2 separate regions of the Homo sapiens genome follow, and region 1 is linked to region 2. A link is a contact called in ENCODE Hi-C or POLR2A ChIA-PET data. All regions are on one chromosome and are shown on one strand. Each heading gives the region's core, a stretch centred on a gene start or an enhancer-like site at or near the end of the contact. The rest is flanking DNA. Distances are from core to core; before and after follow the strand shown.

Region 1 (4,059 bases), core at 364-2,863, 45 kb after region 2:
CCAGCTCCCAAGGACACTCAGTGTCTCTAGAGGGTCAAGTGTAAACCAGCACGCAGCTTCTCCTGGAACACTGGGCATGGGAAGCTTGTGCGGATCAGGTGAGGCATCCACTGGCTTTGCTGCCCTTTCAGAGAAGGCGGGTTGTCTGTCGGTCCTGCTGGTTGGAGGGTCCCCACCTCTGTGAGGTGGAAATAAGAGGGGCTCTGAGTCCAACAGCAGCAGCTGGAGGCAGAGCCGAGTGCGGCAAACAAGAGCTACTTTAAAATTTCATTTAAAATAACCAAGTGCCTGATATTAACCCTCATTAGGAAAACATAGTGTTAACAATATTAGTTTGTATCTTTTCAGATTTTTAGATATTTTAGTCTCAAAGGTATTTAAAATGAAAACTGTCAAAACATAAGTTTAAAATGTCGAGCCTGCAGGGAGCTGCGTCCTCAGTAGCTGGTTCAGCTCGAGCAAAGGCTTTTCACATTGCATTCGTGCATCTCAGGCACGTGGGAGGCAGAGGGGCCTGCGCTTCTCTAAAAGTTCCTTCCAGGATGGCCGTGGCCTCGGGGTCATCCCTTCAGAACACAGATTGGAGTTAGAAGCTTGGGCATCGCAGGCACCACCTCAGCCAATTCAGAAGTCTCATTTATTATTATTATTATTTTTTTACATTTTTCTCTTTAGAAAACAACCAGCTTTTGATTTTTGTGGCCATTCTCATTTGCTGTCTTCTGTCTTGCTGATTTTTGCCCTTGTTCGTGTGATTCCTTGTTCCTATGGTTTTGTTTTTGTTTTTGTTTTTTTTGAGATGGAGTCTCGCTGTGTCCCCAGGCTGGAGTGTAGTGGCGTGATCTCAGTTCACTGCAACCTCCGCCTCCTGGGTTCAAGTGATTCTCCTGCCTCAGCCTCCCAAGTAGCTGGGATTACAGGTGAGCACCACCACACCTGGCTAATTTTTTATGTTTTTGGTAGAGATGGGGTTTCACCATGTTAGCCAGCCTGGTCTCGAACTCCTGACCTCAAGTGATCTGCCTGCCTCGGCCTCCCATAGTGCTGGGATCGCAGGCGTGAGCCACCATGCCCGGCCAGCTCCTATGGTTTCTCACTGCCTTCGTTGGGTTGGACGCTTTTGGACATGTTTGCTGCCTTTCACAGGATGTGGGGTTCAGGTCGTGCCTCCTCGTGGTGCCCCAGCCTTTCCACCTGTGGTGCTCGTGTTGACATCTGGGTCCCACAAGCTTATAATTCTTTGGCCCAGGGGGCGTTTTCCAGGGTGGAAGACATTGGTCCCACGGGATGTTTTAAACTCTGCCTATGACTGTGCCCACACTTTGTCCTCTCCTTTTCTTGGTTCATTTCTGTCATTCTCGTTTATCCCGTTCTATTTTTTATATAAATTTCTGATGCTGAAGGATTAGCCTGGTGTTTTTCCCCTCGTGTATCTTTTCTTGTCCTTTTATTTTAAGTCTTTTTTAATACTCTGTTTTAGTTGTGCCTTGTATGGATACCATATTCATGACTGTTTTTTAAAAGCCTGTCTGTGAGTATCTTCTTTTAGTCATTTAGCCAAGTTTTATTTGCCGCACCTCCTGGCGTTGGGCCCTTGCTCGGGGGTGGATTTTCCTTGGCCAGCTGTGAAGTCCTCACTGCGGTGTTGCCTGCTGCCGGGCTCAGGGCGGCGTCATCTCCCCACGGGCCTCTAAGCCCTGTTGCCCCCGCACTCTGTGTGTCCACAGGGGGAGTGCGGGGGAACCTCCAGGGCCAGGAGGGCCTGGAGTCTCTTCAGGTCCCTTCCTCCACCAGTGAAGTGGTGCTGGAGACATGACTCGAGATCCTGTTTCTTTTCCTTTGACGCCCTCGTTTTCCTGCATCTCCTCAGGATTTTTCAGGGTGTTTTCAGGAACGTCTCTGACGTCCTGCATCGCTCTCAGCATCTTTGCCCTGGCGGTGCTGTTGCATCTGGGCGTCCGTTGTCGCTGTTTCTCCGATGCTTTCTCTGCTTGTCCTCTGCTGTCCGGGGGCAGCCTCATGGTCGGGCCCCTCCCTGTAGACTCTGCTGCCCCATTTCCAGTGTCTTCGCGCCCAGCCAGCCGGCGCTGGGCCACACCCCGCCGGGGGAGACCACCTGGTGTTTCATCACCTCGAGCCCTTGGACTTCAGCCAGTCACTTCGTTTGTCAGGCCTCCGGGCAGATAAAGGGGTGTGTGGCCTGCATTCTGTTGAACGGCCCGGTGAGGCCGGGGCCCTGTGGCTAGCGCCCCCGTGTCAGGTGCCTGTGTCGTGCCCTGGGCCTGAGCACGTGGGTCTGAGCACTGCAGGGCTTCTTCCCAAGGCTGTGGTGGCCCGTCTGCTGCCTTGCCTCTGGTTCATCTCCTGCCACAAAGCCTGGCCCACCAGGGAGTGTCGTGACAGGTGGATGTGGGCCCTGGGTGTCCATAGCCTGGCTGGGCTCCCTGCAGGCCCCAGGATTGAAGCTGAGGCTTACCATGGGCCTTGCAGTGGCAGGCGCCTGGCATGCCGGGAGTGGATCTCATGGAGCCCTTTCGCAGGCTCGGGCCAACTTTGTCACTGGGAAATTCTCGTTGTTTCTCTGGGGTCCTCTTTGTTTGCTTTCCTTTCGACATGGTTAACCCTGCCCTAGTTTCTCACTCTGGTTTGTTTTCTTTCCTTTCACCCTGGCTCTGCGGTTGTGTGACTCTGCGCCAGCTACCGGCCCTGACCACTCTCCCGGCAGGGCCTAGGCTCTGACGGTGGCGTGAACCCGGCCCTGGTGTGCAGCGGCCCTGCCTCGCCGTGTTGCGTGACGCCCCCTTCGCTGTGTGGTGTTTTGTGGCTCTCTTCAGGTGTTGCCATCTGTCCCTTTTGTTCTCTTTGTCTCCTTGAAAAGTTGATGGGCCTGCAGCCGCACAGGCAGTTGTGGGCATGGTGGGCGCTGAGTCTGGAGGTTGTTCAAGGCCAGCAGCGTTGCCCAGAGCCCTGCTGCTGACGCTGCCGTCACTGGTTCTAGCTCTCACATTCTCAGCTGCACGTTTCTGTTTCCACCTCAGTAAACGCAAACTCTTGTTCATAGGCACAGCTGTCACTGCAGCACACAAGGACTCAGGTTTGTAAAGACAAACGATTGATTTGTGTGTGACGTGCTGTTTGTTTGCACTGGATTTTGCAAATTATTTACTAAAGAAAAGTACTTCAGACCTTTTGTGGCAAACAATAAATACAGCGATACTCTAATCTTCAGTATTCATAAAAATGGGTGGAGTTGTCCCATTTTAACGCCCCAGCAAAACAGGAGCATTTCTCTAACGGTCTTTACTACAGTGCCTAAGCTACAGTTTGTGCTGCTTTTCAGAAACTGATGTCTTGTGATAGTTACAGCTGTTCTTGGGCTGGGTCCCAGCTCTGGTCTCCAGGGAGGGCCTGGGCCCCCTGGATCCCCTGTGCCTGTTCAGCGTGGGTGTCACCTGCTTCGCCAGCTGGGATTGCGATCCTCGTGTGCCTCCCTGAGTCTGCGTGCATGTCAGCAGGCACCCTGCCCCAGTGCCCCTGGCCCTGAAGATGGTGATGTTCTGGGCCAAGCACAGCCCAGGTCGTGTCCAGGCCCAGGGAGTGCAGTCAGGGGAGCAGCTGCCCTCAGGCCTCGCCGCACGTCTCAGGTTGTGAATGTTACCGCAGCAGCATGTTTACAGCGGACTCGCCGTTAACTGCTGACAGTGGCATCAACATTTATTGAGAATGTTACTTGCATTGGTCATGATAGTTTGTGATAAAAGACTTAACACTTTTACAAATCAAAATGATTTTTTGGAAGCTGGTGAAATGTCAGTTAACATGTATGAATTTAATATTTTAGTTTTTGGGTGGCTTAAAGACTTCAGGATTCAGGCCGGGAGTGGTAGCTCACAGCTGTAATCCCAGAACCAGACTCCATCTCAGAAATAATTATAATAAAATAGAGACTTCGGGACTCAGCAGCAGAGACTCCATCTCAGAAATAATAGTAATAAAATAGAGACTTCAGGACTCAGCAGCAGAGACTCCATCTCAGAAATAATAGTAATAAAATAGAGA
Region 2 (4,319 bases), core at 96-2,595:
TGGCATCTCAGTGGCATCCGGGCCTCTGTGTCCTGCCCCTGCTTCCACGGGATGTCTGCTGTTTCATTTTCTGTGTCTTCCTTACTCATTCTCATTCATGCTTCTGTGTCTCCCTGATGCGCCCTGGTTCTGACCATGGGCCCTTATCAGAGGCCTTTTCTCCGCCGCAGGCCGTGCATGGCCTTGAGCTGGAGGCGCTGCGCCTGAGTCTGAGCAACATGCACACGGCGCAGCTGGAGCTGACACAGGCCAACCTCCAGAAGGAGAAGGAGACGGCATTGACGGAGCTGCGGGAGATGCTCAACAGCCGGCGTGCCCAGGAGCTGGCCCTGCTACAGAGCAGGCAGCAGCACGAGCTGGAGCTCCTCAGGGAGCAGCACGCACGGGAGAAGGAGGAGGTGGTGCTCAGGTGTGGACAGGAAGCAGGTACTGCATGGCTAGGCGGGCACGGGCAGCGTGTGGGCTCGGTGTGGGCATTCTAGTGCCTGTTCCCTCTTGGGGTTGGGAGCTGGGGCGCCCTAGCACCGTCTCCCCATCTCTGTTCTCAGCACCTTGCCTGGTGTCTGGCACCATGAGAGGGGTGAACAAAGGGGGCCCTTGGGTTTTTGTGGCCAGGAGATTATTAGAGCAGGTTTCCAGGTGGTCTGTGATAGGTGCGACCCAGGGCTGACCTTCACCTCCTCTCTTAGATCGTCCTGTGTGTCTGGAAGTCACGGTGTCCTCAGTTTGTTATTAAAGCCAAGCATCATCACAGACACATCCTGCTAGCCCGTGAATGCTGGCACGTGTCCAGTGGGTGCCAGAGCCTGGTCGTTTCCTGGGCAGTTGGGTCACTGAAAAGGTTGAGATGGAGTGGCCTGAGCTGCTTTTTGTTTTTCTTGCAGCTGAGCTGAAGGAGAAGTTACAATCAGAAATGGAGAAAAACGCCCAGATAGTAAAGGTACCCGGGATCGATTCTAAAATGCACGCCTCTGTGTATGTTGTTTTTCCTTTCTCGCCAGGTCCCATGAGAACGCTCCTCACCTTGATTCAGACAGAAGCCAGTCGAGGCTTTATTAGAATATGCTGGTTGAAAGTGTATTGCGTTCTTTGTTTATTTATATCATTTGTATTTGTCAGAAAACTTGTTTTGTTGTTTCACATTGACTTGCATAACACAAAGGCACTGCTCGGCCCCTCCATGCTGTCTTCTGAGTGGCCCCCATGGCCTGCCCCTGAGCTGTGTTCTGGGACACAGCCTCTGCCCTCGTGGATGTGGCAGTTCCCTGCAGTGCATGGGGTGTGGGTGCTGGGGTGCCGGGGAGAATACCACACAGGGAGGAGGTTTTGGGTGGGGTGGGTTGCACCTGCTGTGGGTGGCCTCACTGGGGACCACAGGTAGCAGTGCCCCGTCATTGCCAGGCCCTCCGCTAGAGGGCTGAGCTGTCAGCCATGCTGAGTGTGGAGGCCCTTCCTGAGTCAGGCATCTGGGCAGCTCTCAGGCCCTTGGCAGACGATGGGTGTTAGTCCAGGCTTGGGGTTGTGTTCCGGTCACCTGCTCCTCTGACGCAGGCAGTGAGACCCATTTCTCAGAACACTTGGGACAGAGCCCAGCCCTTGGGTGGAGGTTGGCAAAGTTGCCATTGGCCCCTGGGACTTATAGGGAGATGTATTACTAACGCTTTGAGGGTGACTGTGTGGATTAGGCCTTGCGTGCAGAGGCTCGTCTGTTTCGGGGTGGGTGGTCCTTGTGCAGAGGCTGGTCTGTTTCAGGGTAGGTGGTCCTCTCGCTTTGTGCAGATGCAGGTCTGTTTTGGGGTGGATGGTCCCTGTGCAGAGGCTGGTCTGTTTCAGGGTGGGTTGTCCCTGTGCAGAGGCTGGTCTGTTTCAGGGTGGGTGGTCCTCGTGTGCAGATGGCAGTCTGTTTTGTGGTGGGTGGTCCTTGCTCACTTTTCCTCAACTGCTTGCCTCCTGGATGCTTCTGCTTTTCTGTCCTGCCAGCATTCAGGGGAGAGACTGGGTGTAAGGCCTGTCAGGACAGTTTAGTTGGGGGCCATGACTGCCCATTCTTTTTTTTCTTTGAGACAGGGTCTCATTCTGCCTCCCAGGCTGGAGTGCAGTGGCACAATCACAGCTCACTGCAGTCTTGACCTCCTGGGCTCAATTGATCCTCCTGCCTCAGCCTCCCGAGTAGCTGGGACTATAGTTGCATGCCACCACATCCCACTAATTTTTGTATTTTTTTTTTTGTAGAGATGGGGTCTCACTATGTTGCCCGGGCTGGTCTGTAACCCTAACTCCTGGGCTCAGGCGATCTGCCTGCCTCAGCCTCTCAAAGTGCTGGGATTAGAGGCATGAGCCACGTTGCCTGGCCTGCTCAGAGGTTTTGACTGTGTGATTTAAATTTCTTTAGCACAGATAATCAACTATTGAGTTTAATTTTTTTTTCTTTTAAATTAGACCCTGAAGGAAGATTGGGAATCTGAAAAAGATTTATGTTTAGAAAATCTACGCAAAGAACTGTCTGCAAAGCATCAATCAGAAATGGAGGATTTACAAAACCAGTTTCAGAAAGAATTGGCAGAACAGAGAGCTGAGTTGGAGAAGATTTTTCAAGACAAAAACCAGGCTGAACGTAAGTAATGAAAATGAGCAAGTTTGGAGTGGGACTGAATTTTCCTAGGTAGTACTGGAAGGAATGTCGTTCATGTCACCATGCGTCATTGCGCACGTTTCCTACCTTCTAAATGCTGGATGGCCCCATGCACGTGTGACACGCTGGTGGCCGTCATGGGTCACAGGTCTCTCAGGGTCCTTAAACCTTCCTGATCTTTGTTTCAGAGATTTTTCTTGGCATGTTCAGTTGCTAAATTATTACAAAGCAGCAGCTTTGTGGTTGTTCACTTTTCATACTCCAGGGTTGTGTGTTCCAGCTTGACCCTCATGGTGGGTGGCATGGGTAGGCGATGTCCCCTGGTGCTATCAGGCATGTGAGGCTCAAACGAGGGGCCCGGGGGCGCCCAGGATGGGGCTCTGGGTGGCAGCGCTCTGGGTGCACCATTATTGTCACTGAGGTCGCTGTTGAGGAGAGTGATGTCTTGTAAACCAAGTGCCATTGCTTTACCTTTCTAGGGGCCCTTAGGAACCTGGAGAGTCATCATCAAGCAGCCATTGAGAAGTTACGTGAAGACCTGCAGTCCGAGCACGGCCGGTGTTTAGAAGACTTGGAGTTCAAGTTCAAAGAGAGCGAGAAAGAAAAACAGCTGGAGGTGGGCAGCAGCTTCGTTATTTAATTACTTGGTATATTAGGGAAGTTTTAACAGATTTTGGAATTGGGCTATTTCGTATTGTGTTATTTGCTAAAACTTAAGTTCTAAATTTAAAGAGACTGGCTGGGAACAGTGGTTCACGCCTGTAACTCTATCACTTTGGGAGGCCAAGGTGGGCAGATCATGAGCTCAGGAGTTTGAGACAAAAATTAGCCAGGCATGGTGGTGGGCATCTGTAATCCCAGCTACTCGGGAGGCTGAGGCACGAGAATCGCTTGAACCTAGGAGGTGGAGGTTGCAGTGAGCTGAGATCTCACCACTGCACTCCATCCTGGGCAACAGCGAGCCTCCGTCTCAAAAGCAAATAAATAAAATAAAATGAAATAAAAAAATAAATAGAGTGTTAGTGGTGAATAAAAGTGTAAGGATATAGTCTCTGAGACTGATTTAATAATTACGTTCAATCTTGTACTTAGGAATGCATGTTCTTTGCAGGCGTCCCTGAGACAGTTACACAAATCGCAGACACTAGGTAGGAGTGTAAGGCCACATCCTCTAACCGTGATCCAGTACACACGAGATTCCTAGGAAAAGTTAACAAGCATTTCTTTCTGCTGTGTGTATTCAAGATGCTTCTCTAATGAAGCACTACAATCAAAATGTTGATGTGGCCAGGTCCTCATTGGAGGCCTGACAAACCTGAGACTCAAACTGAGTATCCCAAGAATCAGTTGAAGAAATTAAAGCATAAATCAGAGATAGGGTTAATCGTGGTGTGTGAAAGATTTACAAACATGAGAATATGGAAGTAGTTGGGGTCTAGGGTCTTAGGGAGGCCTGTCCTGGGCCCCTTGTGTCTCCCAGCGGGACTCTGGTGCCCACACACCCTCCTCTCCTGCAGAGAGTCCAGGCCGGGGCTCACTCCACACCCCCAGTCTCTCCCTGGTCCCTTCCAGGCTCTCCCTCCGAGATGGGAAAGAGGGGGCTGGTAGCATCTTCTGGTCCTGATGCCCATGATTGGGAAAGGTAGGAGGAGCCGTTTCCATGAGGAGGACAGGCCAGCCCCAGGTG

The links. A loop is a pair of places that touch in the nucleus more often than their neighbours do. ChIA-PET counts read pairs that join two places held with the same protein, here RNA polymerase II (POLR2A). Pooled maps may share reads with other maps.
Region 1: a map of gastrocnemius medialis shows a loop between it and region 2 (6-fold over the local background). The contact joins two enhancer-like sites. A Hi-C loop is called at or near these places in 6 of 168 maps with a recorded cell type or tissue (endothelial cell of hepatic sinusoid, gastrocnemius medialis, heart left ventricle and 2 more), 1 of 37 single-sample maps with no recorded cell type and 4 of 50 pooled maps. POLR2A ChIA-PET finds 5 or more read pairs at or near these places in 3 of 52 experiments (H1, activated T-cell and endothelial cell of umbilical vein).

Annotation. Positions count from the first base shown.
Region 1 is chr21:46,391,443-46,395,501 of GRCh38, forward strand. The region is part of intron 21 of PCNT (pericentrin); the gene reads left to right. Among named protein-coding and RNA genes, the nearest start is that of DIP2A, 65 kb to the right of the region's middle. Within about 2 kb of position 1,614, at least 9 of the 41 ENCODE cell types and tissues checked have a DNase peak (open chromatin) inside an H3K27ac peak, as active enhancers do; they include gastrocnemius medialis and psoas muscle, where a contact is called at or near this core.
Region 2 is chr21:46,346,573-46,350,891 of GRCh38, forward strand. It overlaps PCNT (pericentrin), which reads left to right. Exons shown (of 47, transcript NM_006031.6): 5 at 171-426; 6 at 885-940; 7 at 2,440-2,614; 8 at 3,112-3,248. Among named protein-coding and RNA genes, the nearest start is that of PCNT, 25 kb to the left of the region's middle. Within about 2 kb of position 1,346, at least 4 of the 41 ENCODE cell types and tissues checked have a DNase peak (open chromatin) inside an H3K27ac peak, as active enhancers do; they include gastrocnemius medialis and psoas muscle, where a contact is called at or near this core.